Linked DNA regions of Homo sapiens: regions 2 and 3 are each linked to region 1. The links are chromatin loops, found by intact Hi-C in ENCODE. Cell type or tissue: dorsolateral prefrontal cortex. All regions are shown on one strand. Links, peaks and the distances in the headings refer to the core of each region. The heading gives the core; the rest is flanking DNA.

The links. Peaks named below come from ENCODE experiments on the same cell type or tissue, not always from the same donor. Only the 100,000 strongest peaks of a DNase experiment are listed, where the experiment ranks them.
Region 2: a loop joins it to region 1, with 2.4 times the contacts of the local background. A loop is called at or near these places in 2 of 110 quality-filtered maps.
Region 3: a loop joins it to region 1, with 2.0 times the contacts of the local background. A loop is called at or near these places in 3 of 110 quality-filtered maps.

The regions. Positions count from the first base shown.
Region 1 is chr10:784,605-794,375 of GRCh38, forward strand. No RefSeq gene overlaps it. Among named protein-coding and RNA genes, the nearest start is that of DIP2C, 100 kb to the left of the region's middle. RefSeq lists enhancers at 3,074-3,995, 4,291-4,435 and a cis regulatory region at 4,357-4,370. In dorsolateral prefrontal cortex, for the core only: a CTCF peak has its summit at 5,016; DNase peaks (open chromatin) are centred at 2,797, 3,797 and 5,007; H3K4me3 peaks cover 1,403 bases; H3K27ac peaks cover 990 bases.
Region 2 is chr10:629,925-639,695 of GRCh38, forward strand. The region is part of intron 1 of DIP2C (disco interacting protein 2 homolog C); the gene reads right to left. LOC124902361 reads right to left here. Exons shown (of 1, transcript XM_047426106.1): 1 at 1-9,771. It overlaps DIP2C-AS2 (DIP2C antisense RNA 2), which reads left to right. Exons shown (of 2, transcript NR_147612.1): 2 at 1-1,331. Among named protein-coding and RNA genes, the nearest start is that of DIP2C-AS2, 6.2 kb to the left of the region's middle. RefSeq lists enhancers at 1-174, 2,206-3,140. In dorsolateral prefrontal cortex, for the core only: no CTCF peak of the experiment used is centred there; DNase peaks (open chromatin) are centred at 1,517, 3,477, 4,129 and 5,687; H3K4me3 peaks cover 3,410 bases; H3K27ac peaks cover 7,061 bases.
Region 3 is chr10:389,288-399,058 of GRCh38, forward strand. DIP2C (disco interacting protein 2 homolog C) reads right to left here. Exons shown (of 37, transcript NM_014974.3): 11 at 1,453-1,576; 12 at 977-1,086; 13 at 704-806. Among named protein-coding and RNA genes, the nearest start is that of DIP2C-AS2, 230 kb to the right of the region's middle. In dorsolateral prefrontal cortex, for the core only: a CTCF peak has its summit at 5,488; DNase peaks (open chromatin) are centred at 3,024 and 5,534; H3K4me3 peaks cover 455 bases; H3K27ac peaks cover 3,004 bases.

The DNA of each region.
Region 1 (9,771 bases), core at 796-8,795:
TGTCACCGCTCCCACGCCCGGCGTTCCGGGAGCCTCCCTCCCATCCCCAGCAGCAGACGCCACCTGCCCCCCACCTCCCGCCCCGGGGTCTGAACTCCCAGCCAAGCCCGGCCTCTGCACACAGCAGTGAGAAGCCAGGACCTACGCACACCCCTGGCCGGCTCCCCGCTGGCCCCTCTGCGCGTGGGAGCTTCCAGCCTCCCGGGTCTAGGGGACTGGGGGATGCGTCTTCCTCCCGCCCCCGCAGCGCCCGGGGCAGGAGTGGCATCGGCGTCCCCGGCGTCCCCGCATCGGGCTTCTCTGGTCCTTTGTGAATCGGGCCTGAGTCATCCCCGGCTCACGGCTGCGCCACGTACCCACTGGGCGCTTTCCTCCGAGCGCTGACGACAGCGACTCCACCGGCAGCTGCTTCCCAGCGTCTCACGGCGGGCCCTTGGCTCCCCTCTCTGCTGTTTAATCCGCTGAGGAGCCCTGGTGAGCACGAGAGGGGCTCGTGGCTGATCAATGCGGGCCGAGGCTGCTGGCACCTTTCTCCAGGAAACACACCTGGCGTCCTGCAGGGGCCGGACCGGAGAAGCCCTGTGTGCCCCATACAGCGTGTGCTGCGGGGCAGCCTTTGTGCCCTCGAAGCCGGCCAGGGCCTCCGAGGACTGTTCCAGGAAGGCTCCAGAGAGCAACGTCCCCAGTTCACTCACAGCTGGCCGCCCCCAGCCCCCTGCCCGCAGCACCCGCCGTGTCTCCTGCTGGGAAGAGTGGCTGCTGTAGCTTCCTCCCCCTGCCCCTCCTGCCCGCTCTCCTGCCCCATCAGCATCTCAGGGCCGCATGGAAAGCTGCGGGGTGTCAGCACAGGCCAGGGTGGGCTGTGGAACAGACACCCCAAGGCAGGGCGTTGGCAGGCGAAAGCTCCTGCCTCCCTGGCGTGCTGGCTGGAGGGGTCCATCGGCCCCCAGGACACTGCCCTCCTTCATGTCCCCGCGCAGCCCTGGGAGGAGCCTGGAGGGTCAGTGCCGACTCTGACGTGCCCCCACAGGTGACAGTCATTTCTGCCCAATTTTATTGTTCAAAGCAAGATGCCTGTGGCAGCTGCCTGAGCACGTGGGGTCTCCGGCCCAGAGGTGCTCCTTACCAGTGTGCAAGTGAGAGGGGGGACTGATAAATAAATGGGAGGCGGAGTAGGCTGATGGGGGTGAGGGGTCTCACCACAGAGAACACACTGGGAGTAGGATCCGAACCTCGAGACCAGCTTTGAGTGTCTAGGGAAGTCCTCGTGGGGGGGTATTTACTTTACAGCGAACCACAAATGTTAAGCTACAAAGTGGCCTAGAGGTAAGGAGGACCCTGAAGGCCAGTCCCCAGATTTCAATGCATGGCGTCCTGCAGGATGGAGCCGGGCGGGGCTGGCCGGCCAGGGGAGAAGCTCCAGGGTCCAGGGGCACCTTATCTCTAAGGTCAGGACAGGACCGAGGGAGGGCTGGGGAGAGCACCTGGGCGGACGAGGCCTCCAGCCGCACACAGACAGGGGAGGGCGAGGGCTCTAAGCAGGGCGTTATGGCCGACACAAGGCGGCCTTCGAGGAGCTTTCCCAACTGAATTGCAGCTGGAGCCCCTCCAAGAAGAAGTTTCAGCCTTGCCACCGGATGCCATTTCTCAAGTGCAGACTCTTCCTTTTAAAAATGAAATGAAAGGTCATTGATTTCTTTTACTTTCCTGGGGAAAAAAAAATTGTTTTTGAGATGAGGTCTTGCTCTTCGACCCAGGCTGGAGTGCAGTGGCGTGATCATGGCTCACGGCAGCCTCAGCCTTCTGGGCTCAAGCAGTAGGCCTGCCTCAGCCTCCCAAGGTGCTGGGATTACAGGTGTGAGCCACTGCACCCAGCTAACTTACTTTACTCTTTTCATAGGCAAGAACTGTGCACAGCACCAAAGACCCCAAAGTATGCAGGGGGAAGTATGCAGGGGGAAGCGTGGCCCCTCCACCCCGCCCTCCCTCCCCCGCTCAAAGGCAACCACGACTTCCAGCCTCTGCTGACTCCCATGGGCGCCTGTGGTGCGGGGGCGGGGTGGGGCGGGGGTCCTCGTCTCGGGTAAGGGTGTGGCCAGCACGGGGTCCAGGCCTTTCTCTTCTCCCAGGAGACCGCCTTGAATGTAAATCTGACATCACTGCCCACTGCCCTCAGGGTCAGCTCAGACCCTCTGTGCAGCCGTTTGGGTGGACACCCCACGCCTGCCCCCAGCCGGCTCTCAGGCCTCAGGCTACCAGGGTCCCTGTGTCTCCGCACACGACGCTGCTCCATGTTTGCTGGATGACTTCGCCTTGTCCGCGGCCGAGTCCACCTGCTCCTTGAGGCCCTACCTAAACGCACTGCCTCTTCCTCCCCACTTTCTGCAGAACCACCCCGCCCTCCTCTCAGACCCCAGACCTGTCCCTTCCTCAGCTGTCACAGGTGCAGCCACGGGCAGCACCGCATCCCCCAAATCCATTCACTGAAGTCTCAGCTTCGACGTGTGGTATTTGGAGACGCAGCCTTTTCAGAGGTAGTTAGGGTAACTGAGCCGGGAGTGTGGGGTCCTGATCCCATGGGCCGTGGCCTCCAGGAGAAGAACAGACACCACGTGCTCCCTGCCTGTGCAGAGGGAAGGCGCGAGGTGGCTCCAGGAACCAGGTCGGCCGGCACCTTGGCCCGGAACTTCCAGCCTCCAGATTGTCAGAAACAAATCCCTGGTGTCTGCGGTGTTGGGGCTGACACGCGCTCTGCCTGGCTGCCAGGTCCTCTGCAGGCGGGGACGGTGCCGGCCATTGCTAGATCCCTGGGGCGCAGCACAGACTGCGGGAAACAGGCTCACCAGCCCGGCTGCACGCACCGAGGCAGCGTCCAGACTCGAGACATCCTCCAGCCACGGGCGAAATCACAGCCATTGCTGCAAAGTTCTTGCGTCCTGTGAAAACTGGATGTGAGCCTCTCTCTGGTGGCAGCTTCTACTAGTGCTTTTTTTTTTTTTTTTTTTTTTTTTTGAGACAGAGTCTCGCTCTGTCGCCCAGGCTGGAGTGCAGTGGCGCGATCTCGGCTCACTGCAAGCTCCGCCTCCCGGGTTCAAGCGATTCTCCTGCCTCAGCCTCCCAATTAGCTGGGATTATAGGCGTGCCCTACCACGCCTGGCTAATTTTTTATATTTTTGGTAAAGACAGGGTTTCACCATGTTGGCCAGGCTGGTCTCAAACTCCTGACTTCAAGTGATTCACCTGCCTTGGTCTCCCAAAGTGCTGGGATTACAGGCGTGAGCCACCGTGCCTGGTGAGAGTTGGGTTTTAGTTTTATTTTGTTTTTCACAGATTCCGGGGGTTGAATGGCAAAGAGGCGGGAGCAGGCGGAGGTCCATATGGAAGTTCAGACTCACCCCGCAGGAGTTCTGGCTGGGAGGCTGCCAGGACAGGCAGGATGTGGGAGCCGCCCTGGGAGGCCCCTCACTCTCCCCACACTGACCTCACATCCCCGTTACGTTCCTCATCCCAGGCTGGGCCAGCCACTGGGCGCTGGACAGAGCTTAGGAAGTAGGATGGCTCCGGGTGGGTTAGAAACCAGGTGCACGGCAGAAGCCGGCCTGGAGCCGCCCACAGCCCCAGCCATCCTTGGAGGGCCCCAGCCGAAGGAGCTGGTGCAGCTGGACACAGAGACCCGCTGGTGATGGGACCGGGCCACACGCTCCTGCAGGGCCCAAGCCGAGACCCCTGGCTGGAGGGTCAGCACCCAGGGTGGCAGCAGCTGCAGGGGGTCTAGGGAAGGACCGGGAGCAGAGCCTCAGCTCGTGCTGCTGCTCCATACACAGAACGCGCTGCGCAGGGGATCCTAGGCTTCCTGGGAGTCACATTAAAAAGCAACGTGAGACGGGCGGGGTTAATTCTGACGGTGATGTGTCCTCTGACCACATATCGCTAACGCACCATCATCCTGGTGTGGACTCGGAGGAAACACCACATGGCTTCTCTTGCCAAACCACCCACGTGTGGCAGGTGGTCACCGTGGAGCACGGGGGCCCAGTGTTTCTCAGACTGAAATCACACACAGACCCTCTTTAACAGAAACGAAAGTCTTGCCACTGCCCAGGGTTTTGATTTAATGGCTACTTATGCTGTACAAACAGCTTAATAAAACTGGGCACAAGCTCTTGCTGACTTGTATTCCGCCATAAAGCCGAATAGCCGCAAATAAAACAAATGTAATTAAAAACCAACATGAACATAACTTGGTGGGTGATGTTTTGCCGAGACAGCGCTGGCTCCAGAGGCCACTCTGGGGCAGGGGGACGTCGGCTTGGCTGTCCTCTGTGCGCTCCAGCTGGGAGGCCGCTTGGCCCCGCTGGGCTCAAAGGTCCCCCTGACGGACGTGCCTTGATGTTGCCACGTTGGACGGGATTAAAGTGCTGAGGCTGCTGTGACGGGTCAGGAAGACAAACTCGGCCCAGAGCACAACTGCGAGGCACACAGCCTTCCCAGAATGGCAGCAAAACCAAACATGGCCCTGGGAGGCCGCGGGGAAGTCCTACCTTGCAGAGCTCTGCTCCGGGGCCAGGGGGCGCTGGCTGGGGCCCCTTTGCAAGGCCCATGCGCCCTTCGACACCAGCCCCCGCCACAGGCTGCGCAGGCAGATGTTGCCGCTGCGTTTCCTCGCCAGGTGTCCATGGTGCCCTGCCCAGCGCTGCAGGCTCACCCAGTGTGGACGCAGGGGGCAAGGGAGCCTCTCCTGGGTCTCTGTCGCACGCCGATGGCTGTCTATCTGGGCAGGGGGTGGGGCTGGGGCCTTCGCCACGGGTGTGTCTTTCCTTTTTGTTTCCTGACGTGGAATTCTGTTGGGATTTTTGGGGACGATGACAGTAAGAACATCAAGGAGCTGCCACTGGATGGTGGAGCCGCCTCGTCACCAGAAGATCGCTCCAGCTGGCGTGGTGTCCGTCCCCCTGTCCTCCGGGAACTTTCCAGTCTCTGGTGAGCCTGGCCACAGACGCCCTCGTGAGGCAGCACTGGCCACTGGCAGGTCTGCTGAAGCCACAACCACACGGACAGGGACGGCTGGGCCGGGCTTCTCTGGCACTGACACTGAACCTGCGCGCGTGGTTCTGGGTGCCCTGGCAGTGGCTGGATCTGCCGCATGCAGAACCCCCTCCTGGCCCAATTGTCTGCACGAGGCAACCGGGGCGTGGGGAGGTCTGAGCTCCACAGTTCAGGCCACAGCACCCGAAGATGGAGCCTGGGACCCCTTTGCCTTTCCAATACGTGATGCCAAGAATTTCCCCAAATGTCCTCGGTTTTATCCCCGAGTGCGACATGGCTAGAAAGCGGAGCAGAGGCGCTGAGGGCAGGAAGAGGAAGATGCGCCAGGCCTCCCAGGCCAAATGCCAGCCCCATGCTCCTTGTTCGCTGGGCTCCTGCACTGCCCACTCCATGCACACATCCAAGCGGGCACAGTCACTGCCCCTCACGTGCCCAGGCCCACAGCCGCCCCCTGACCTCCAGCAGGCACTGGCGAGGCAGGGCAGAGGCTGCCAGGATAGAGATCAGTGGACAGAGACCTGGAGACAACGCAGGAGGGGGCCGTGTGCCGGCCTCACTCAGGGCAGCAGTCACCGATGGGGAGGGGTGTGGCCTGCGAGGCTGAAGTCTGAGCTGCTTTGCGCCAGGCCCAGCTGCAGGGAAAGCTGTAGGGCCAGTGAGTCTCCCTGCCGGGTCTCTCCCCAGCAAGCTGTAGGGCCAGTGAGTCTCCCTGCCGGGTCTCTCCCCAGCAAGCTGGTCAGCCCTCAGCAGGAGGTCACGTCCCGGCCTCCAAACCTGTTTCTGGCAGCCACAGACCCCTAGTCAAAGGGACCTGACGAGCCCGTGGAGCAGGGCTGAAATAGCCGGCTTTGGAAAAATCCAGCTCTAAGACTGTGTGTGCACGCCTTAAAAACCATTCAGGGCTGGGCATGGCAGCTCACACCTGTAATCCCAGTGCTTCGGGAGGCTAGGAGTTCGACGGCAAGACCCTGTACTACAAAAATAATTAGCCAGGCATGGTGGTGTGCACCTGTGGTCCCAGCTGCTTAGGAGGCTGAGGTGGGAGGATCACTTGAGCCCAGGAGTTCGAGGCTGCAGTAAGCCAAGATCATGCCACTGCACTCCAGCCTGGGCAACAGAGCCTGTCTCAAAAAAAACCTTTCAGGTGGAGCTTCTAGGAAAGGTGGTCTGCAGCAGGCATCCCTGAGCTGGGCCCCCAGGCACTGTCGGGGTGACGCTTCTTACCTGGACCACCATCTGTGTCCGCTGCACTGCACTTCCCCTCCTCCAGCACCGTCATCTAAGGGTGAGGCCAGCCAGGGGCCAGGAAGAAAGAGGCCTCCAGGGGTCCTCAGAAGTATCTTCGTCCCCAAGGCGGCTCCTTCCAGGCTGGCCGCGGCATCTGTATCACCAGCCTGCGCACTAGTGTCTGTGATGAGACGCCATAGCACAGGCACTGGGGTCCAGCACATGGAGTCTCAGATGGGCTTCCTGCCTGGGTTGAAGGGTCGTTCTCTGCTAGGGACAGCCATCGGCTCCTTCTCAAAGCCTCCAAGAGATGTGTCTGTCGGCGTCTCAGCCACGCATCCCTGTCTCAGGGACTTGCCTGAGCACAGGGCCGGGCCTGGTGTCTGCAGCTCTGACAGCACCCAGGGGATGCGGATTGGGCCACACTTTGAGGAGGACTGGACTGTGACGTGCCTTTCACAGAGGAAGGAAGGACAGGCAGGAGTCGAGGCAAGGAGTCGAGACAAGGCGAGCCTGTTGCCAGCGAGTCACAGAGTTGTGCAGGGTCTGCCGCAGAGCTCCCAGTGCACTCCAACCCTGCCACCGGACCAGCTAGGCCAGACCCCCAGGGAGCCGAGCACCCCAGCTTTACAGTTTTCCCAGGTGGTTCTGAGTCACTGAGCCACAGGCAAGCCTGGAGCCAGGAACAGCTATGGAGGATCCAGATGCAGATGCACTGAAGCCCACACCTGCCCCCCAGTCCAGCCCAGTGAGTGTGCATGTGTGTGCATGTGTGCACCTGTGTGCGTGTATGTGTACCTGTGTCTCTATGTACATCTATGAGTGTGTGCATGCATGTGTATGTGTACATGTATGAGTGCGTGCATGCATTCCTGTGTCTGCCAGTGTGTGTACATGTATTTGTGCGTGTGTGCATGTATGTGTTCACATCTGTGTGTGCACATGTGTGTGCCTGTGTGTGCATGTCTGTGCCTGTGTATGCACTTATGTGTGCCTGTGTGTGCATCTACCTGGGTGTGCACGTACATGTGCCTGTGTGTGCATCTACCTGGGTGTGCACGTACGTGTGCCTGTGTGTGCATCTGAGTGAGCACAGATGTGTGCGCATCTACCTGGGTGTGCATGTATGTGTGCCTGTGTGCAGGCACCTAGTTGCCAAACAGATCACGCCGACTCACTAGTGATATGTCAACAATAAAACTGGATTGTCATCTTTGTAGAGCAGTAGTTCTCAAAGTCAGTTCTTCATCAGAAATCTAGGGGCCAGGCCTCCAGGCAGCTGTGACACAGCCAACGGCCAAGAGCTGCGGGTATTGATCAGACTGCAGGGCGTCGGTCCTCCCAAAAAGGTGGGCACAGCTTGTCCATCAGGGTTGTGGGTGCGGGGCAGCTGTGTGGGGCCCCTTCCTCTCCCACCACGACGTCTGCTCACACAGGGTCTGTGTGCCTCTCTGGGTGTTCACCTGATAATACAGACCTGGTGGCCCAGTCTTCACTCACAAGCATAGGTCCCAGGCTGCTTACCAGCATGTGAACTGGCTGTGTTGCAGTCAAATGCTCGGCCCCAGTATAGTCAGCGTTCACTGGGAAGGGTCAGGTCTTGTGAAGCCTTGAGCACCACTGGGCAGGGGTGGCCCTCAGGACTGGGCCATCCACGGGAATAACATGAATTAGAAAACAGAACACTACTAAATATTTAAAATTTTTAGCCAGGTGTAATGGTGCACCCCTGTAGTCCCAGTTACTCGGGAGGCTGAGGTGGGAGGATCCACTGAGCCCGGGAGATGGAGGCTGCAGTGAGCCATGATGGCACCACCGCGCTCCAGCCTGGGCGATGGAAGAAGACCGTGTCTCAGAAAAAAAAAAAAAAAAAAAAAACCTTAAAAATAAAAGTGTTTTAAAAGCTCTCTAATGTTTCTTTTCATGCTTATTGTTGGAGATAGCTGCACCGAAAGACCACACTCTGAGTCACTGCTGTGTCAAATTAAGTCAGGGCTGCTGGATAACAGCTGTTCTATTGCTGTCACTGATTTCTGGTGTATCAAAAACAGTCCAAATAAAACATAAATGGGATGAGAAGGGGCTGGAAACCAGAAGAAATGGTGTAACATGTTGCAGACTTCAAAAACGGAGCCACAGCCATGGTTTTCCCATCTAGCACTCACCCTCTATAGCTTTGTTTCCTTAAAGTAAACGAGTCTGAGGAAAAAATGGCACACAACTTTGAACCATGCTATTAAGCATTTTTAAACAGTTCTTCCGACTTTCCCCTGGTGCTCAGCTCTGTCACAGGACCAAATGCTGGCCGAGCACTAGGGCCTGGGTGGACCAGGATCTGTGATATTTGTGTAAACAATTTAGTACTTTAGGCCTAGAATGCTTCCTTCTCAAAGGGCTCCTTCGACCCTCACTACTCCGTAAAATGGGCAGGGGACAGCTGCTCATGCACATTTTAAACAAGTTCAAAGGATGCAGAGAGTAGAAGATTCAACCCAGGTGTTCAGAGGCAACAGTGAATAAAAGTCAGGCTTGGAACCAGCTCTGAGAGTTGAAGGAAAATAAATTCAATATTAAAAAACCAACCATATTTCTATATGCTTGCAATGAACAGTTAAGCAATGGAAAAAATCACATCAAAATATGAAATCTCTACAGATAAATTTAACAAAAGGTGTGTAAGACTTGAGTATGTTGACTACCAAACACTGAAATTAAGTGAAACAGTGACATTAAGACCTAAATAGAGAATCAGAGGACCTAATACCGTCAAGATGTCCGTCCTACCCAATGTCGGTCCTACGCAATGTCGGTCCTAGGCAATGTCGGTCCTACGCAATGTCAGTCCTACCCAATGTTGGACCTACGCAATGTCGGTCCTACCCAATGTCGGTCCTACGCAATGTCGGTCCTAGGCAATGTCGGTCCTACGCAATGTCAGTCCTACCCAATGTCGGTCCTACGCAATGTCGGTCCTACCCAATGTCGGTCCTACCCAATGTCGGTCCTACGCAATGTCGGTCCTACCCAATGTCGGTCCTACGCAATGTCGGTCCTAGGCAATGTCGGTCCTACGCAATGTCGGTCCTACCCAATGTCGGTCCTACGCAATGTCGGTCCTAGGCAATGTCGGTCCTACGCAATGTCAGTCCTACCCAATGTTGGACCTACGCAATGTCGGTCCTACCCAATGTCGGTCCTACGCAATGTCGGTCCTAGGCAATGTCGGTCCTACGCAATGTCAGTCCTACCCAATGTCGGTCCTACGCAATGTCGGTCCTACCCAATGTCGGTCCTACCCAATGTCGGTCCTACGCAATGTCGGTCCTACCCAATGTCGGTCCTACGCAATGTCGGTCCTACGCAATGTCGGTCCTACCCAATGTCGGTCCTACGCAATGTCAGTCCTACCCAATGTCGGTCCTACCCAATATCAGTCCTACCCAGTGGGTGTATAGATTCCCTGCAATCCCGATCAGAACCCCGGCAGGAAACGACAAG
Region 2 (9,771 bases), core at 705-8,704, 150 kb before region 1:
TGTCCTGGGCTCTGTCCCGGAGACGACGAACTTGGCTCCCCACGAGGGCGGCCTATTCCCCACAGTGTCCCCCGGGGGCCACACCTGCACCCACCTTGCTGAAGATAATTCGCTTTCTCATCCGTGAAAGAATAAAGTCGGATTAACTCATCTCCACACTCACTTCCAACTCTAACAACCTGTGTTAGGAAATCAAAGGTAAGGACTCTGACCACAAACCCAAGAAGCAAAACCCGAGACTCACGGAACGACGCCACCATTGCAGTTCCCAGCTTGACTAGTTGTTTTTCTTTTCTGGTCTGTTCTGCTCTTTTGGTTTAAATAATTAAAGATCCTTGTTGACAAGTAAAAAAAATTCTTTATGAAGCTAAAAAAAGTGGTTCTAATTAAACATTTAAACATTCTTCCATATACTTTTAAAAACAGTTGTAATTATAGCTCTACTTAATGTTAAGTACTTTAACCAAATGAAAGGTTAATTATACAGACTGGCAATTATAAAAAATAAGGTAACATATTCATGGCATTATGAATAATTAATAAGAACTCTTCGATTTCATTTAGACCAGGGATTCTGTGCTAATATGCTCTCAGCTGTCTTGAAATAATGGTGAAATTTTAAAATTAGTTTTGTACTTAAACATGTCCCCAAAGTGAAGCACAGCGGCCAACGTCCGTCACGGTGCCGAGCAGTGCCAGCCGCTCTACCATGGCCGACGGCCTGATTCCCAAGGGCTGCGTCCCGGGGCCGTGCTAGTGCAGTGAATGTTCAGGAAACAGACCAGGTGGCAGGAGGGAGTCTTGTCCTCAAGGAACCTCATAAGTCTTGCTAGGGGGACAAACAACGAGAGAATGAAACTGGCAGCCATAGAATCCGGGCCTTGATGCCCAGGCCTCGCCATGCATACCTGCTGGCCGGCATCTCCCTGAGACCCGTCTGGCACAGGCAACGGCAGGGCCCGGCCCTTGGAGCACAGGGATGGCAGAGCAGGGTCATCGAAGCAGGTGGCGTGCAGACAGTGGCTTCTCCGCAAGAGCTCCTGGCTCTCAGGGAGCTGAGGGCTCCTCAATGGGGAATTCTGGCTGAGCTCCAGGGGAAAGCGGGTTGGAGGCCTGGCTCCTCCGCCCCCATCTCCTCTGCCCCAACCCTGGAAGGGGGTCAGATATCAATGCTAACATTTGTGCTGACTCAATTAATTCAAACGATTCACAAAAACAAACTTGCTTAAAGTATTAATTTCCTAAAAAGAACTAAAATGAGTTCAAATAATTCACATAATTAAATTATTTTAATTGTTAATTTAATTAAAACATCTCAGTTTTCAAAGCACCACGTGCCTTGGTACTTTCTCCTTATTACATGTCCCATCTTCCAGGGAGGTTTCCTTCCACCCACTGTAGCAGCGGATTCTGGTGTCTCGGGTGTTCCCAGGCTTCCGTCAGCCCCTGGGGGGTTTACAGTTCTGCAGCAGTCTCCATCCTAATTAATCTGCATAAGAACATCCGTCCGCAGGGATGTCCTGTGGCCCTGTGGCCACGTCTGACATGCAGCTAAACACTGGACGTGTCACCTGGCGACAGCGGATGATGAAACTGTGGGCAGGGTAGCACCTCTGGGCGCCAACACTCTTAACATGTTTTTTTTTTACAAGACCATTCTTTAATGGGTGAACCCTGAAAGGAAACGCTAAAGATTGTTTTTAAATATTTTTATATAGAGACAAATCTTTATCAAACATTCACTCAATGCTAAATGTCACTTCTCCAGCCAACCCCTTTAAAAAATACCTAAAACTAAGACTGGAATGACACCTTCAAACACATACTCTAATAATGCATTCCCGGGAGCAGAGAGAGCTTAGCAGCTTAATGTTTTCATGATATACAAGCATGAAGTTTGGCGAAGGCATTTTCATATGTTTACCTGAATATTTTAATAAAATCAAAAGATCCCTTTCACTTTAATACTCTACTTAGAATGTAATTTTCCATTAAATAAATAGTCAATGTTCTGTAACCCACATGCTGATAAACTTCAAAACTTTAGAAAGTATTAAGCGTAATCAAAGATTACTTTTAATTTTTGAGCTGGGAAGAGCCTGTGCCAGGGAACAGAGTTGAGATTGAAGAGATAAAAGCACGATTATTTTATGAAAGAAAAGCGAAATTCATAAAAGAGACCATGTGATTCTATAAAGCAACACAGAATCCGTTTTCAGAAGAGGCAAACGTGGACCACAAAACGCCAGTGTTGCCTGTGAAGAGAGAAACAGTTAAAAGGAAGAATTCGCGGTGGCCCAGTATAGGTCAAGGTGTGGGAGGACAGGGAGGCGATGAAATGATCCTCCTTCTAACTTCCCAGAAAGGTACAAGCGGCCAGCACTGTAACTGGAAACCACGCGGGCACCAGCGTGAACTCAGACCCGACAGCCAGCACCGTAACTGGAGACCATGCGGGCACCGGTGTGAACCCAGACTCCACGGCCAGCACCGTAACTGGAGACCATGCGGGCACCGGTGTGAACTCAGACCCGACGGCCAGCACCGTAACTGGAGACCACGCGGGCACCGGTGTGAACCCAGACTCCACGGCCAGCACCGTAACTGGAGACCACGCGGGCACCGGTGTGAACCCAGACTCCACGGCCAGCACCGTAACTGGAGACCACGCGGGCACCGGTGTGAACTCAGACCCGACGGCCAGCACCGTAACTGGAGACCACGCGGGCACCGGTGTGAACCCAGACTCCACGGCCAGCACCGTAACTGGAGACCACGCGGGCACCGGTGTGAACCCAGACTCCACGGCCAGCACCGTAACTGGAGACCACGCGGGCACCGGTGTGAACCCAGACCCGACGGCCAGCACCGTAACTGGAGACCACGCGGGCACCGGTGTGAACCCAGACTCCACGGCCAGCACCGTAACTGGAGACCACGCGGGCACCGGTGTGAACCCAGACTCCACGGCCAGCACCGTAACTGGAGACCATGCGGGCACCGGTGTGAACCCAGACTCCACGGCCAGCACCGTAACTGGAGACCACACAGGCACCGGTGTGAACTCAGACGCAACGGCACCCTCCTGGGCTGCTCCAGCCACCACCAGAACCCGTTCTGCAGCTGAACTCGAAGCTGATTCTGGAAGGAACTGAGGAGGATGAGGACGAGATCCTTCTACCTCAACCGGGATCAATTTTTTAATGATTTCTTTCTTTTAGAAAAATGTTAATAAGATACTTTGTTCTAAAATGACCAGGATTTCAGCAGCTTCTACATTTCTTCATGTCAATCAAAGCTTAGGCACGTGGGTTACTTCACTGTTCTCTGTACCCTTTCCAAATAAAACCCGGGGCCGCCTGTGTACCCAAGAGCCTGGGCACTGAGCAGAGAGAGAAAACGTCCAGGGCAACAGCGTTCACATTCCGGCGGTGCCATAGAGCAGACGGGGGGAGTCCGAGGCGGTGCCGCAGAGCGGACGCGGGGAGTCCGAGGCGGTGCTGCAGAGCGGACGCGGGGAGTCCGAGGTGGTGCCGTAGAGTGGATGGGGAGAGTTCGAGCCACAGGTGGCCACGCCTCCCCTGCCTCCGGCCGGTGCCCACTGCTCACGCATTCCTCTCTCGGCCCATCCTGAGCCAGGGGGCCCTCGCGTCACCCAAGGCCACTGCAGCACCTCCAGGAACAAACCACCCACAGATGGACTGCTCTCCATGCAAGGTGCAAAGATTGTTTTTAAAACTGCTCGGCTCTGGAACTTATCCCAGTAACAGGCTAGATTAAGAAAACTGACTAAAAACAGTAGGAGGAAAAACTCCCTCCACCCATTGAAGCACAAGAAATGCAAACAGCCTCTGAAATAACTGCAGACGAGTTTTCCTGGGTTAGGTACGCGGTGGGGTGACCCTACCCCATAGCGGGGCCCCGGCACACAGTGGGAACTGACGAACATCTCTGAATAAATGCAGGAAAATGCACTCAACTCCCAAACAGAGACAGAAACTGCTTTTTTTCCTTAAAAGCTTCTCTCTTTTATTCTCAAAAAGACTCTCTTTGGTGGCTTCACTGCTGAAGGGACAAGCCTGTTGTCCCCCTCCAGCAGGCTGGCCGCCTTCCAGAAAGCAGTCCTGGACAGTCTCCAGATCCTATGGCCCTCACATCCACCTTGCCTAGTGATCCCGCATTATGAAGCCTAATCATCAGAAAGAGCCTCCCAGTCCACAGCTCAGGAGTGGCGTTTTATTCAGGGAAACACTAATAAAAACCTGGGGCTCAGCGTCAACGCTGTCCCCTAGATACTGAGGCTCCACACAGATGGCACACAGACAGGCCTCACCCCTTCCTGGTGCCCCAAGTCTCTCCTAACATTTTATTAGCTGAGTTTTCTGGCGGTTTGTTACTTTTCACCTGCCCGTCCAAGGCAGCTACACTAAACTACTTGTCCAGGGCAGATCCACTCGTAATGACCATCAGCTCAGAGTTGGAAGTAGCGCTGGAGAATGAGGTGGTTTCAGGTTGCTATGCTTCCCTGCCCTCTCTTCCAGGGATGCCAAGTAAGTTTCTGCCGTGGCTGATGATGTCAGTACTACACTGAAATTAGTTCAACGGCAGGCCACCAATTAGTACTTACTGAACAACGTCCTTAAGAGTGAAACCCTGTCTCTACTAAAAATACAAAAATTTAGCTGGGTGTGTTGGTGAGCACCTATAATCTCAGCTACTGGGGGGCTGAGGCAGGAGAATTGTTTGAACCCAGGAGGCAGAGATTGCAGTGAGCCAAGATTGCACCATTGCACTCCAGCCTGGGCAAAAAGAACGAGACTCCATCTCAAAAATAAAAAAAAAAGAAAAAGAAAAAGAAAAAGAAAAAAATGATTCTCACGACACTGTCAACATCTTAAGTTCTTCCGGAGGGTAGCGTAAAATTATCACACACAACGTAAAGCCAATTAGATCAACATTCTGTCCTCACCGATCCATACCTAAATCCTTATTTCTAATTGGCCCCCAATTTTTCAGAATTTAAGAAGACTGAGAGGAATAACCACGAACAAGCAAGATTTACGCAGACGTCAGTCTTCCCAACTCTCGCTCAGGAACTCACCCCAAACTCCTCCTGTGGAATCAGCCTGGATAACAGTCCCTGGTGGCTACACAAGAACAGAGAGAGGATTCCACGAACCCATGACACACCCCACCCTCCAATCCAAGGCAGAGGAGAGAGGCGGACAGTCACAAAAACCAGAAGAGCAGGGAACTGTGATTCTTCTGATTTAATGTAGGTGATTGGGCCAAAAAACAAGGCAAATCCACCTGTGAATGGGGTGGGCTCCCAGCTGGCTGTGGATATGAAGGAACTCACTTTCCTGCACACTGAAGTCCATCAGCGTCTCCACATCGGCCGGCACCTGGGCTGTGATCGCCCCTCACAGACTGGGATAACAGTGGCCTCATCTGGACAGGTTGTCAAGGATGGATGGATAGACGTCCTGGACAGACACTGTACAGAGACCAGGGACTGGGCAGGGGGAGGTGGCACAGCCTTAGGGCCAGCAGGGGCGAGGCCGGGAAGCCGGGTCTCTGGGGCGTTGAGGGCCCATGGGGGCCTGGGCGAGGGCCTGCGTCTCCTCATCCAACAGAAGCAGAAGCGGCCGCGCAGTGTGGGCTGCAGCTGCGGGGAAGCAGCTGGTATGACACAGCAGGAGGCCGTGGCCAGCCCTGGAGGAGGGGCCCAGCTGCGGGCACTGCCCCAGGAGCCAGCATCCTGAGCCCCCGGGGAAGGCGGGAAATTGCCCCTGGGCACTGGGCGCTCAGGCTGGAGGTGGTGAGACCTCGAGGCCCTGCAGTCAGGGAGGCGAGGGCAGAGGTGGCCAAACTGCAGCTCAGTGAAGGGTCTTGTCAGGAAAGACCCCCAGAGGCTGCCTCACCGGCCCAGGGGAAGTTACTTCCAGCCCAGAGGCTCAACGGGGTCCTCGGTGGTGACACTTAACCTTGTCCTCTGACAGACGATCATCGAGATAGAGTCACTCAAACCTCTGCCAAGCTCTGCACCCAAGTGAAGCCGTTACCACAGATGCTGAGGCAGGCAGTGCTCATCTCAAAACTGTACAAGTGGTTTCTTTAGCCAGTTCTCCACATTCTTAATGACAATCCACACTACATGTGTGTTTCCAGCATCAACCTGTGCTCATAGCTACATACAAAATAACTTTATCACAAGGAAAACTAGGTGGTGAACCCAGGAGGAGGAAATCCCCACAAGTCGACAGAACACCAACGGCTCGTCGGCTCGTCGGCTCTTCCCGGCTGAACCCAAGGGTGCTTGGCTTGACTCACTTCCATACCAATTTCCAGATGTATTTTTACTTTCCCACATTTTCATTATGAAAATGTTCAAACATATTTAAAAAGTGGAAGAACAGTACAATGAGTGGCCAAGTTTTCTCCACGTGGAGTTCCGACAACTAACATTTCGGTAGATTTGCTTTCTCACTCTCTCTCTCTGTAGATTATACAGAGAGACAGATTCGTTTCTCCTCTGGAGCCAGTTGAAGGTGACAGGCTCCTGCCACCTCGCCGAGTCCTCACGCACGCGTTCCCTAAGAATAAAGGACCCTCTGCAGCCGCAGAACCATCATCGGCAGACAAGAACCATTTCAGAGCATCGCTGTCCACTTTATATTCAATAAGCACAATTCTCCCGAAAACGTCTTTTCTATCTGGGCCACACACTGCGCCGAGTGACTCTCCTTCCCCATCTTCGTCAGGGACAGCCTCACACCCTTTATCTGTGATGACTTTTCGAGAGTCTGGGGCCAACGTCCTGCAGAACGTCCCCCAGATGCATCTGTCTCTCAGGGCATCATTAAATTCCCTCTTATGCACCTCAGTTCCCTGTAAACAGGAAGTTTCAGTCTCGAGGCGCAATCACCTTCCGTCATACACTTCTCAGCAGCTTCCCGGTGAGGCTGCTGGTTCACGAGGGGCGGGAGCTCCTAGTCCTGCTCCCCGACGGCATAGCTGCGACCGGCACCACATGGGACTCGTGTGCACCAGCACCCACATCCCCGCATCAGAAACACCTGGAGGGGCCGCGGGCAGCCGAGACACCTGGAGGTGTGAACTGCACAGGCGTGGGGCAAGAACAGGGTCAAATCATAACATAACGTCTGATTCCACACGGTCCCACCTGCGTAAGATGGTGACATTTCCCTACCAGGTATCTGAAGCCAGAAAATCTGACAGAAAATTCACAACCTGCCTTTGTCCACCTAGGCTGCTGTAACAACACACCATAGGCTGGGCGGGGGCTGACAAGCAACAGAAAATTCACAACCTGCCTTCGTCCACCTAGGCTGCTGTAACAACACACCATAGGCTGGGCGGGGACTGACAAACAACAGAAAATTCACAACCTGCCTTTGTCCACCTAGGCTGCTGTAACAACACACCATAGGCTGGGCGGGGGCTGACAAGCAACACAAGTTCATTTCTCACAGCTCTCAGGCTAGGAAGTCCATGGTCAAGACCTGACAGGTTTGTCTGGTGAGGGCTTCCTGGTTCACAGACGGCGCCTTCTCACTGGGTCCGCACACAGTGGAAGGAGCGAGGGAGCTCTCTGTAGTCCCTTTTATGAGGGCACAAATCCCATTTATGAGACCCTCATGACCTCCTCACCACCCAAAGCTCCCCCTCCTAGCACCATCTCCTCCGGGGTGAGGATTCCAATTGTGAATCTTGGGGAGACACAAACATTACAAAAGCCCATCATTTAATTTTGTTTAAAGGCATTTTTGCTTCTACAAAGTCTCAAGATAAAATCAAAACAAAGAGGTCTTCAGAGGAGTCAATCCACACAGTTCTCCCAAAAGGGCAAGCAATCGATTGCCACCACTTTTTACCCAAGACCCGCTGAGTGCCCTGGTCTGCATGACTGATTCTAAATCACCGTCCTCTCCTCTGCCACTCAGAGGTCAGAGTCAGTCCAGAGCTTAACACCAAGGCAGAGCTGACTGAGAGACACAAGCTCATCCATTAAGACAAGCCAAGACTCCTGCCCAAGGCCTAATCCCTCCACCAGGGAAACGTGGAAGGGCCAGATGCCTGGCAGCCCTTCCTTCCTCTTCTGAAGCCCCCGAGACACAGCCCCGGCCAGGTGTGTGCCTCGGGCAATGCACAGGTAACGTCAGCTGGGCACCGAGTCTGAGAACATGTTCTCAAGTAAAAATGAAAACAGGACTGCTGTGAAAAGCTCATGCTTAATCACCTCTGGGCTAAATTCTAAATGCAATGTTATTTCAGAGCTAGGTGGAAGTAATTCCTTAAAAACATATATGAACAGTAACTAGCAACCAGGGTGATAAGTACTCAGTATGTGTTTGATGAATAAATGAATTTTTAAAATTTATGAAAAGAGCACGCTCTATTTAGGAGAATTCTATTTAATTTGATCTCCTAACTATAAAGTGGCTCCTTCGTGCTGACAGCAGGGTTTGCTTCAGTTGACTCAAAAAATGGTCACTCTAACAGGAAACCAAAAGGCTTTACAGAGAGTCAAATTATGGTGCCAATTCAACTGTGCATGGCAATTTCACCTAAATATTTAAATTCTCGAAGCACCGTACTCAGAAAACAAGACATAACATAAATAAGTGCATCGCCTCAAGCACTATCACCTAGAACTTGACAAAGTTTGACTGTGAGTTTCAAGAAAAGGGCTGACGAGGCCAAGAAGTTCCTTCCCCTCTCCCCTTACCTCCCATTTTGGTGACAAACTTAATGCAGAGAAATTCCTGTTTCAGGTTTGCCAGCATTGGAGCAATCCTGGCATTTATTCACCCAGGACACTAGAAGGCTGAAGTCTGCAGGGTGCACATATTTAAAATCACGGGAGCACTGGAGTAATGGAAAGAGGTGCCCGCGAAGGCATCATCCTTTCCAGGACAGGCTCTAATTCCGCCTCCGGGCCCTTTTGCAAAAAGCCATTTCTACAAACCCACGGCCACCAGGAGGAAACACACAAAAGACCCCACTGCCCTCCTGGCTTCCCAGAAGGCCTCAGAAGGACGAGACACGGAGCCCGCACACAATCCTGGACCCTCCTCCTTGCATTCAGTTTGATGCATGTCACCTGCCTGCATGATGGAGGTCCCACAATGGGCACAAGGGGACCCGTCAGGTCGGGAGGATGCTGCCCGGCTCACAGTCCACACATGGGGACGCGTCAGGTCGGGAGGGTGCTGCCCGGCTCCCGGTCCACACATGTGGACGCGTCAGGCCATCAGGGTGCTGCCCGGCTCACGGTCCACACATGGGGACGCGTCAGGTCGGGGGGTGCTGCCCGGCTCACGGTCCACACGTGGGGACGCGTCAGGTCGGGAGGGTGCTGCCCGGCTCACGGTCCACACGTGGGGATGTGTCAGGTCGGGAGGGTGCTGCCCGGCTCACGGTCCACACATGGGGATGTGTCAGGTCGGGAGAGTGCTGTCCGGCTCACGGTCCACACATGGGGACGCGTCAGGTTGGGAGGGTGCTGCCCGGCTCACGGTCCACACATGGGGATGTGTCAGGCTGTCAGGGTGCTGCCCGGCTCTCAGTATCAGCCGCATATGCACATTCTCCACTGAAGCCACTGCATGAAGCCACGCTGGAAGCACTTTCTGGCAGGTTTAGGAAGCTCACGTCCAAGGTCATTAAACGCATGGCAAGCTCGCCTTGGAGGCATTTTACTTTGCTAATGACAACGAAGCATTCTCATTGCACTGAATAGTTTAG
Region 3 (9,771 bases), core at 614-8,613, 400 kb before region 1:
GACTCAGGCCACCAATGGGGGGAGTCTCTGGGGTCCCCGGGGTCGCACCCTCCCCTCTCTGTGCCATTTCAGTGTGGTTGCCACAGTTCCCTCCACTCAAGTTCCCTCCACTCACTTCCCCTCTTTGCCTCCCATACCAGCCCACCCGGGGGAAGGAAAACACATCACGAGCACCAATGCAGAGACTCTGACTCAATTGGGAGGGTGGGTGGACACACAGGCGTTTTCTTTACAACTAAAGATATGCTCATGTGCACCCAGGGATGAAGCTCCACGGCGTTAACAGCGTCTCCCCAGATCCACATGCTGAAGCCCAGGCCCCGGCGTGGCTGTGTGGAGAGCGCACCTTTCAGGAGGTCCTTTGCATTCAGTGGGGTGGTAGGGATGGGTTCCTAACTGCACATCTTCTCACACCTCCTACGAGAAACCTGGAAGAGACCCCCACTGGGAACTGCCCAAGGACACGCTGACCTCAGACCTCCGCGCTGTGCGGACATAAATGTCTGCTGTTGAAGCCGCCCAGTCTGTAGTATTTGCTATGGTAGGCTGAGCTGATATCCTAACTCAACAATAAGTTCATGTCAGCGGAGCTGGGCACAAACTTCACGCTATTTCTATGGCTCCTCGTGGGAGTGATGTGGCCTTCGTGTCAGGTGTCCCGGTTAGAACCAGGGTCCCAAGGAGTCAGGGTCTGGCACCCCACCTTCCGTGTAGCCACACGCCTGCGTCAGGGCCTGGCAGTGTGTCAGCAGCGCAGTCCTCGTCACCGTCACACCCAGCACACTGCCATCCTTACACGTCTTGTACTGAAACGAGACAAAGCGTGAGGGAAGTGGGGCTGACAGGTCACGGCAGTTTTTCTGGTTACTTGAGGTTCTCCAAGTCCCTGAATTTTGGCACTCGTGTAACCGTCAGAAACACACGTTAGTGCCAAGGCCACACTCAGGGCCAGTGGAGGAGGCCAAGGCTGACTCACCTCAATATACGCAGTGTCGTTATTGGCATCTTTAATGTGTGGGAACCAGTCTCGGGGCGGTTTGGAGAGATGTTTAGACTCTGTGACAAACCACAGCAGCTTTGGCCAACCTTGGAAATAAACAACAAGTTCCTTTTAAATGTTACTCTGAAAGTCGGTCTGTAGAATTTCTCCCCATTTATGTGGTACCCTTTCAAACACGTCAACTAGATCGAATCTCTGGTGTCTCCGGACTTCACGAGATCTAAGACATCAACAGAAGAGCACCCAAGCCGCCACCATGCGTTACCTCACGTCACCCCACGGGCTGGCAACTCGGCTGTGTCATCAGGGACGAGAACGCGTGAAAACTCGTGGGTCTGTGACTGACGTTTCATTCCACAGAGGATTGAAACCGAGGCGGGGTGACGTATTCCCGCACCCGTCTTCTGACAAAGGACGTGGGCATGCGAGCTCTCGGAGGCTCGGTGGCTTACCTTTAAACTGTGGGATCTCTCCCGTTGGGCTTTTTGGAAGTCCTTTATGGCAGGCGTCACTAGTCAAGGCTACAGTAACTCCACAGCTTCCAAGCAAGAAACCTATCTGCTGGCTCCCTGCGTCCTGAGAGGGCAACAGAGAGGAGTTGAGAATCCACGACCTGCCCCACTCCGCCCAGCCTTCGGCCCTCCCTCCAGCGTTCACACAGACCCTCGAGTCTGCAGAACCAGGATCCAACCCCCAGCCCTGCTGCTTGGTATCTGTGGGACCCTGAACAGGTGAGACTGCATGGCCTCAGTGTCCTCACGTGTAAAACAGGTATAGAAAGAACAGCTGTCTCCCAGGTTTGTTGAGGGATAAATTAGAAGAGGGTGTGGAAAGTGCTCAGTGCAGGCTGGCGTTCAGCGGGTCGCGTTAAGAGCCTGCTGTTATAGCTCTCTCCAATTCCATAAGACTATGATTATACAATGCAATTACTGTAGAGAATAGACAGGGCCTGAAAAAACACTTCTACTAACATGCTAACACCAAGTGCCTGATCTTTAAAACACTCAAAGACCAAAGGCACGAAAGGCACACCTGTCATGGGTGCCAGGCAGGGCACCTCGGCCAGAGGAAGGAAGACCTGGGTCACTTTCTCCTCACCCTGAGCAGCCCAGTCTCAACGAACTAACTGAAGCTTGCTGAAACAGGCCACTGCTGTGCAGCCCCACTGGAGACACCAGATACAGGTGGCTCCAGGCTGCCAGCTCCGGTTTGGGAAGGTCAGACCTGAACAGACCTACGCCAGTCGTCACTCCTGTCCAGCTGCCCAAAGGCAGGTGGGCGAGCAGCCAAGGCACTCGCATCACTCTCTCTACGCCCACCAGCTGTGCCAGCTGTGTGGGTTTTCCATTATTTGATTCATAAAATAAACTGAAAGCTCCAAAACAGCCAGGGTTCCAGGACCTAAAAATGCCACATTGTAGTGAGCAAGTCACCGTCTTCGCTCCCCAGATGGCTCAGCATGAACCCCTCAATTATGGACCCTACAAGGCCTGGTTGCTGTCAGTAATCAGAGGCCTGGCTGTGGATCTTCCCACCTGTTCCCTGATAACAGGAAAACATGAGCTGAAGAGTGGTGTTTTCACCTGGGTAAATTAGGCAGATTTAAAATTTCAAAGCTGTAGTCTCTTAAGTGTTTAGTACTTTTCTTATTGTAGATTTAAATCTACAGTGAAAACGCCTCTCTGTGGAATTTTCATGGAGCAACAGCCAAATGAGCCAACCAGCACATGCAGGGCAGCTCCCCAAGATCTGGCCGCCGGGAGCTCTGCGGACAGATGGAACCCACTTCGGGGACATCTTGTGGTGCTTTTCACACAGATGCTGCTTGCTCAAGTAAAGCCCTAATCAGTCACTTTAATGTGAATCTGAACATCACATTAGCAAACGTCCCGACTCTTGAAGGGACACAGGTGAGGGGCAGAGGTGGGGCGACATCAGCTTCTGCAGCAGGAAGGCGGCTCTGCTGAGCCAGGAAGTGCCGGGCCGAGGCAGGAGAACACGCGTGACTGTCACAAGACGGAGGAACGGCTGAGGCCAGTCGCTCATGGCTGTGGGTGGAATGCTGACCTCAGGCCAGGAGCCAACCTTTCGCTAAACCCTGCCCTGGTAGTGTCCGCCCGTGATTTAATCCCCCAAATGATAAAATCATACACATAAGAAGATCCCAAAAAATAAGGAAGAGACTGAAAACCACAGGAGCAGCAGGCCTGGGAGGATGCGGCTGCTATTCAGCCAAGGTGAGGCTGGGCCTGCTGCTCCTCCGCACGTGTAGAGTGCCCCCCGCGGCCCCGTCAGACGCCAGCCCTCAGCACAGCTCTGCCCAGCCCTGGCCAGTGTGCTCAGAACAGCACTTAACCATGTCTCACCCTACACACCCATGTGGGAGGCAGCCCAGTGGAGTCTTCAACACACATACGTGCCCAGGTACACACGCGCCCAGGTACACACGCGCACACACTCACATACACACACACACACTTAACACTCTCACACGCGCCCATGCACACACGCGGATGCGCACACTCAGCGCACACACACACACACGCCCACGCACACACACGTCCCCACACAATACACAGACACTCAACACTCACACACACGTGCCCACACACAGGCGCGCACACACACTCAACAAAGAAAGGGACCAGACAGATGGACCCTGCACACAGCACCTGAAGCAAAGGGCTGCGGGTCCTCAGTGGGCCTCACGACCTCTGCCGGTGACCCAAGGACGGGACCCGGCTGCACCTGGACTAGTGGCTTTCCTGACTCACAGGCCTCAGTCCTCTGTCCTTGGAAAGGTGGCGTCGGCCTCAGTCTGGCTGGATCTGAGGCCAACTCCGGGAAACAGGTGCTACATCTCAGGAAAGTGAATAAAAAGAATCCTCCCAGGATGCATTCAGAAAACTAGGTTCTCATCAGGGTCTTTATTCGAAGACACTTCTAGCGGCTGTAGGACTGGCAGATGGAAGCAATATTAGGATTCACATACTTAACTACACGAATATGCTCATCTGACCTCACTTTGACTTGCACCATAGCCAACAGATTCTTTCAGTTAAAAATAAGAAAAGTTCTCTAAGACCAATAAGCTGCTACTTTCTAAAGGCACACTTCTGAAAGGATGGCACCCAAATGGCCAACAGGTCCATGAAAAGGTGCTCCACATCACTAATCATCAGGGAAACGCAAATTAAAACCACAGGGAAGCCAGGCGCGATGGCTCAGGCCTGTAATCCCAGCACTTTGGGTGGCCACGGCAGGCAGATCAGTGGAGGTCAGGAGTTCAAGACCAGCCTGGCCAGCATGGCTAAACCCCAATCTCTACTAAAAATATAAAGATTAGCCAGGTGCCATGGTACGCGCCTGTAATCCCAGCTACTCAGGAGGCTGAGGCAGGAGAATAGCTTGAACCCGGGAAGCGGAGGTTGCAGTGAGCAGAGATTGCGTCACTGCACTCCAGCCTGGGTGACAGAGCGAGACTCCGTCTCAAAAAAAAAAAAAAAAAAGAAAAAAAAAGAAAAAGAAAAAGGAAAAGGAAAAAAAAAAAAAACAACCCACAAGGAGACATCACCTCACATTTCTTGCACTGGTTACAACGTGTTTATCAAAAAGAGGAAAAATACCCGTTGATGAGGATGCAGAGAAAAGAAAACCCTTGCACGCTATTGGTGGGAATGCAAATTAGCACAGCCATTATGGAAAATGGTATGGAGATTTCTCAAAAACCTAAATATAGAACTACCATATGATCCAGCAATCTTGCTACTGGGTATTGGGCCAAAGGAACTGAAATTGATCAGGAATCCAGATTATCGGCATCCCTACATTCACTGGAGTGTTATCCACAAGGGTCAAGAAGACAAATCAACCACAGTGCCCAAAGACCCACGAATGGATGCAGAGCAGGCAGAGCCGGCACACTGGGCGCTATTCAGCCTTCAGCGAGGAGGGAAGCCGGGCCTGTGCTGAACCGGAAGGACATTACGTCACACAGTGGGCGCTATTCAGCCTTCAGGGAGGAGGGAAGCCTGCTCTGTGCTGAACTGGAAGGACATTATGGCACACAGTGGGTGCTATTCAGCCTTCAGCGAGGAGGGAACCCTGCCGTGTGCTGAACCAGGAGGACATTACATCACACAGTGGGTGCTATTCAGCCTTCAGCGAGGAGGGAAGTCTGCCGTGTGCTGAACCGGAAGGACATTATGCCACACAGTGGGCGCTATTCAGCCTTCAGGGAGGAGGGAAGCCTGCTCTGTGCTGAACCAAAGGACATTACGTCACATAGTGGGCGCTATTCAGCCTTCAGACAGGAGGGAAGGTGACCGTATGCTGAACAGGAAGGACATTATGCCACACAGTGGGCGCTATTCAGCCTTCAGGGAGGAGGGAAGCCTGCCACATGCTGAACCGGAAGGACGCTAGGCCACACAGTGGGCGCTATTCAGCCTTCAGGGAGGAGGGAAGCCTGCCACATGCTGAACAGGAAGGACGCTAGGCCACACAGTGGGCGCTATTCAGCCTTCAGGGAGGAGGGAAGCCTGCTCTGTGCTGAACCGAAGGACATTACCTCACACAGTGGGCGCTATTCAGCCTTCAGACAGGAGGGAAGGTGACCGTATGCTGAACAGGAAGGACACTGTGCCACACAGTGGGCACTATTCAGCCGTCAGTGAGGAGGGAAGCCTGCCGTATGCTGAACCAGGACATTAGGCTGCCGGAAATAAGCCAGGCACAGAAAGACCAAGGCTACATGAGCTCATTTACACGTGGCATTTAGCAGTGAATAGAATGGTGACCACGAGGGCTGGGGGGGAGGGAGGAGTTGGGGGGAGGGAGGAGTTGGGGGAGGGAGGAGATGGGGGGGAGGGAGGACATGGGGAGATGTTGGTCAGAAGAGACAAAGCCTCAGATTGGAGGAAGAGGTTTTGAGATCTATTGCAGAGCAGGGTAACTATAATAAATGAAAATGTAATCTACATTTCAAAATAACCAAGAGTATATTCCAAATGTCTTACCATAAAAAATGAGAGGTAAGCAAGGTGACAGATATGTTAATCAGTTTGATAAACATTCCACGTCGTATGCATATATCAGAACATCACACTCTACCCCATAAATGTATATAATTATAACTTGTCAGTTAAAATAATATTTAAAAAGTAAAATCAAGTCACGGTGTCTTTAGACCTGAGAGGCTCGGCCTCAGGGGAGGGTCTCTGTACTTCACCTGTGAAATCACTTGTGGCTTCCCTAGCATTCTATCCCATGACCACTGGTTGGCACAGTAAAGGTTTCTAAATGCCTTGTTAAGGTCTGTGCGTTCTCCACAGCTTTCTGCAAAGCCTGAGGCATCTGTAGGCAAAGTCACCTCAGGGTTATATTGGCACAGAGAGGGCAAGACAGGAATGTCAGCCCTTTCTTCTGAGAGGGGTTTTGGTGCTTGGTGATAAAACCATAGCCACAGAGGGCCCCTCCCTATGTCCTGGAGGTGAGGGACAGGCAGGGGATCTTTCCTGTCCCCGTGTCCTCATCACATGCACAGGTTACAGTCACTGACACGTAAGTCCCCAGGGACCTCCCAGCGTGAGAAGTCCTGGCCTCCTGAAATGTCCCCACACTGTTCTCCTGCTATGCTCCCTGCCCTCGGACCACAGAGAGTCCCCCCGAGATGCCCCTCATCCCCATGTGGACCCTGCCCTGTGCACAGTGAACGTGCAGCCTCTACTCGGGTACAAGGGGCTCTCAGCTGAGGGGGACTGTTGGGTCCTCCTGTGGGAGAGGAAAACTGTCCTCTTCCTCCATCATCACTGCCACAGCTTCCCAGCCACGTGGCCTTGGAAAGATTTCTGATTTGTTCAAAACGTACGGTTTATGTCTCTACTACCATTCAAAGGTACTTAATTCATTATTTCAAAGCATCTTAAATGTGTTACAGTGAAACGTTTCATGGCTGAAATAAATGCCACCTTGGTATTTGGAGCTATGCCTAGGATTTGAGATAATAGGATGGCATTTCTGCCAACCTGAGAGCAGCACTCCAACATGCTCAGGAAAACCACCTCCCCCCTTTATCCAAATCATTTTCCTCTACAAACCAGCCTGGACTGGAGGACACCAGGCTATACACTTTAACATGGATAAATACAAATTATTAAAGTGAAGAAAAGAATAATTGTTACGAATAACAATGATAAATGTTTTGTGTCTGGTTATTGAACCATCACCATATGCTCATGCCTACAAGTTCCTGCAAATCATCATTTCACTGTCGCTTAGAGACCTCAGAGCATGTCCAGAGAGCCCCTAACCATGGACATGAACATCAGCTGAAGAGAAGCCTTGTAAACTCCTCACTAGATCCCAGGACTGGGGTTAACTATAGTACTGAGGCTGTCATGTAAGCATGACTGGAGTCCTCCAGTCCTTCCACTTTTCTCACCTGTTGTGAAGACCATGGGACCCAGGGGATGAGAAAGCACCTCACGGGAAGTCTGAGCTGTCTGATGCACACGTGGAGTGCTGGCTGCAAATCCGGTGGGGGGGGGGGAAACTGGCTGCAAATCCGGTGGGGGGGAAACTGGCATTCTCCCATAGCAGCTACCACAGACTCCCCTGCCTCTGCCAGACACGAGCATACTCAGGAGGCCAAGCATGAACCTCCTGGCTTTGTACATAGGAAATGAAAATAGCAATCATCTTTCCTGTTTCCAAAAGGAACCCCGTGTTCTCTCCCTTCCCATCCAAGGGGAAGTTTGAAATGCAACCATGTAACTGGCACAGACTCTGAAGAGATACCCACGTGGCAGATGGTTTTCTTAAATATTGAGTCAACAAACTTTAATGCTGGAGTAGCCACAAAGACAGCTGAAGTTTCTTTGCCTGGGCTACCTGTGATTGTTGCCTTTTAGAGCTGGAAGAGTCACCCACACTGTGCACACATTAAAGATGTGCTAAAGGGGCCAGGCGCAGTGGCTCACACCTGTCATTCCAGCCCTGTGGGAGGCCGAGGTGGGCAGATCACCTGAGGTCAGGAGTTCGAGACCAGCCTGGCCAACGTAACAAAACCTCATCTCTACTAAAAATACAAAAATTAGCCGGGTGTGGTGGCACACGCCTGTAATCTCAGCTACTCAGGAGGCTGAGGGAGGAGAATCGCTTGAACCCGAGGGGCAGAGGTTGCAGTGAGCTGAAATCGTGCCACTGCACTCCAGCCTGGGAGACACAGCGACTCCATCTCAAAAAAAAAAAAAAAAGTGCTGAAGGGAGCTGATGGTTTAAGGGCAGTGTGCACAGGCACATTGCAGGTTCAGACCTGGGCAGTCCCTTGGGGCGCGTGCTGCTGGCTTCCTCCTACACGACTGGCCGCCTACAGGGAGCAGCAGCGTGACCTGCACTGCAGCCGCCCCACTTCATGTCTCTTACAGTTACCGTAACTGCTTTACAGAAGAACAAACCATCCACATGGACTAAAACCTTACATTGGTATGAGCGTAAGCCAAAAATAAAATTCTAAGCCCCTCAACCAACTGAAGAGACCTCTTCCCTCAGCCAAGGACATTCCAAAGTTAACCTGAAAAACCAGTTCAGCCATGATGGGAAGGAGGGGTCGGACATGCCCCCCTTACTCCCTCATCCTCTGTTTGAAATTCAGACACAGTTGACCAGCAATGGCATTAAAACAGACACCTCCAGACTGACAAAGCTGACTCTCTGGAGCAATAAGATACCAACATGACAAATAGCAGGCCCTGAAAGAAATCGAAGTATTTTACCTCAAAATATATTTCTTTGACATAGTTTGAAATAGCCCTATAAAGCTCTCTCTTGTGGGGAAAATCTACATTCTGTAGACAATCTCCTTCCCTTTCCAGGTCCTTTTCCTGATCCAGGGGAGAATTAACTAAGAGTCTGGCACATTTTTAAGTCTGATAAGAACCATTTACACCTATTCTCTCTGAAGCCTGCTGCCTGGAGGCTTCCTCCACATAATAAAATCCTTGGTCTCCACAACCCCGAACCCTAAGACACTGGCTTCTATTGATTTCAGGGCTTTAGATAAACTCTTTCAACCAACTGCCAATCAGAAAATCTTAGAATCCACCTGTGACCTGGAAGGCCCCCACTGCGGCTTCAAGCTGTCCCACCTTTCTAGACCAAATGAACATATGTCTTACATGTATTGCCTAATGTCTCATGTGTCCCTAAAATGTACGAACCCAAAAGCTGCAGCCGGACCACCCTGGGCACACGTTCTCAGGACCTCCTGAGGCTGTGGCATGGCCACGTCCTCAACCTTGGCAAAATAAAATTCTAAATTGAAACCTGTCTCAAATACTTTTTGATTGACAACGCACATTAATTTCTTTACATTGGATTAAACAATAATTACAATGGCAAGTTTAGTAGCTTATTTTCATTATAGAATAAAACCTGACAAATCATAGGTCAACCTTGGACTGGATGTCAAAACACCTGAACAAAAGCAGCATCCACCACCCTTCAAAATAATAATTAAAAAAAAACTATCATTTACCCCAATTCTAGTGCACATGACACCAAGGAACAAGATTCTCAAACACCCTTGCTTTACTGACCAAGAGGCTGCTGATCCACGTTTGACCCCAAAGCAAGCTGTGCTCCACCTCCAGGACGCCCATCCCAGGCTGCAGGGCCCACTAGCGACCGCATCCCTTATCGAGGCAACCGAAGGAAACCCAGGGCCCCAGAAACAGCGAGGAGACCCTCACCCAGCCGGGATACAGCCACCG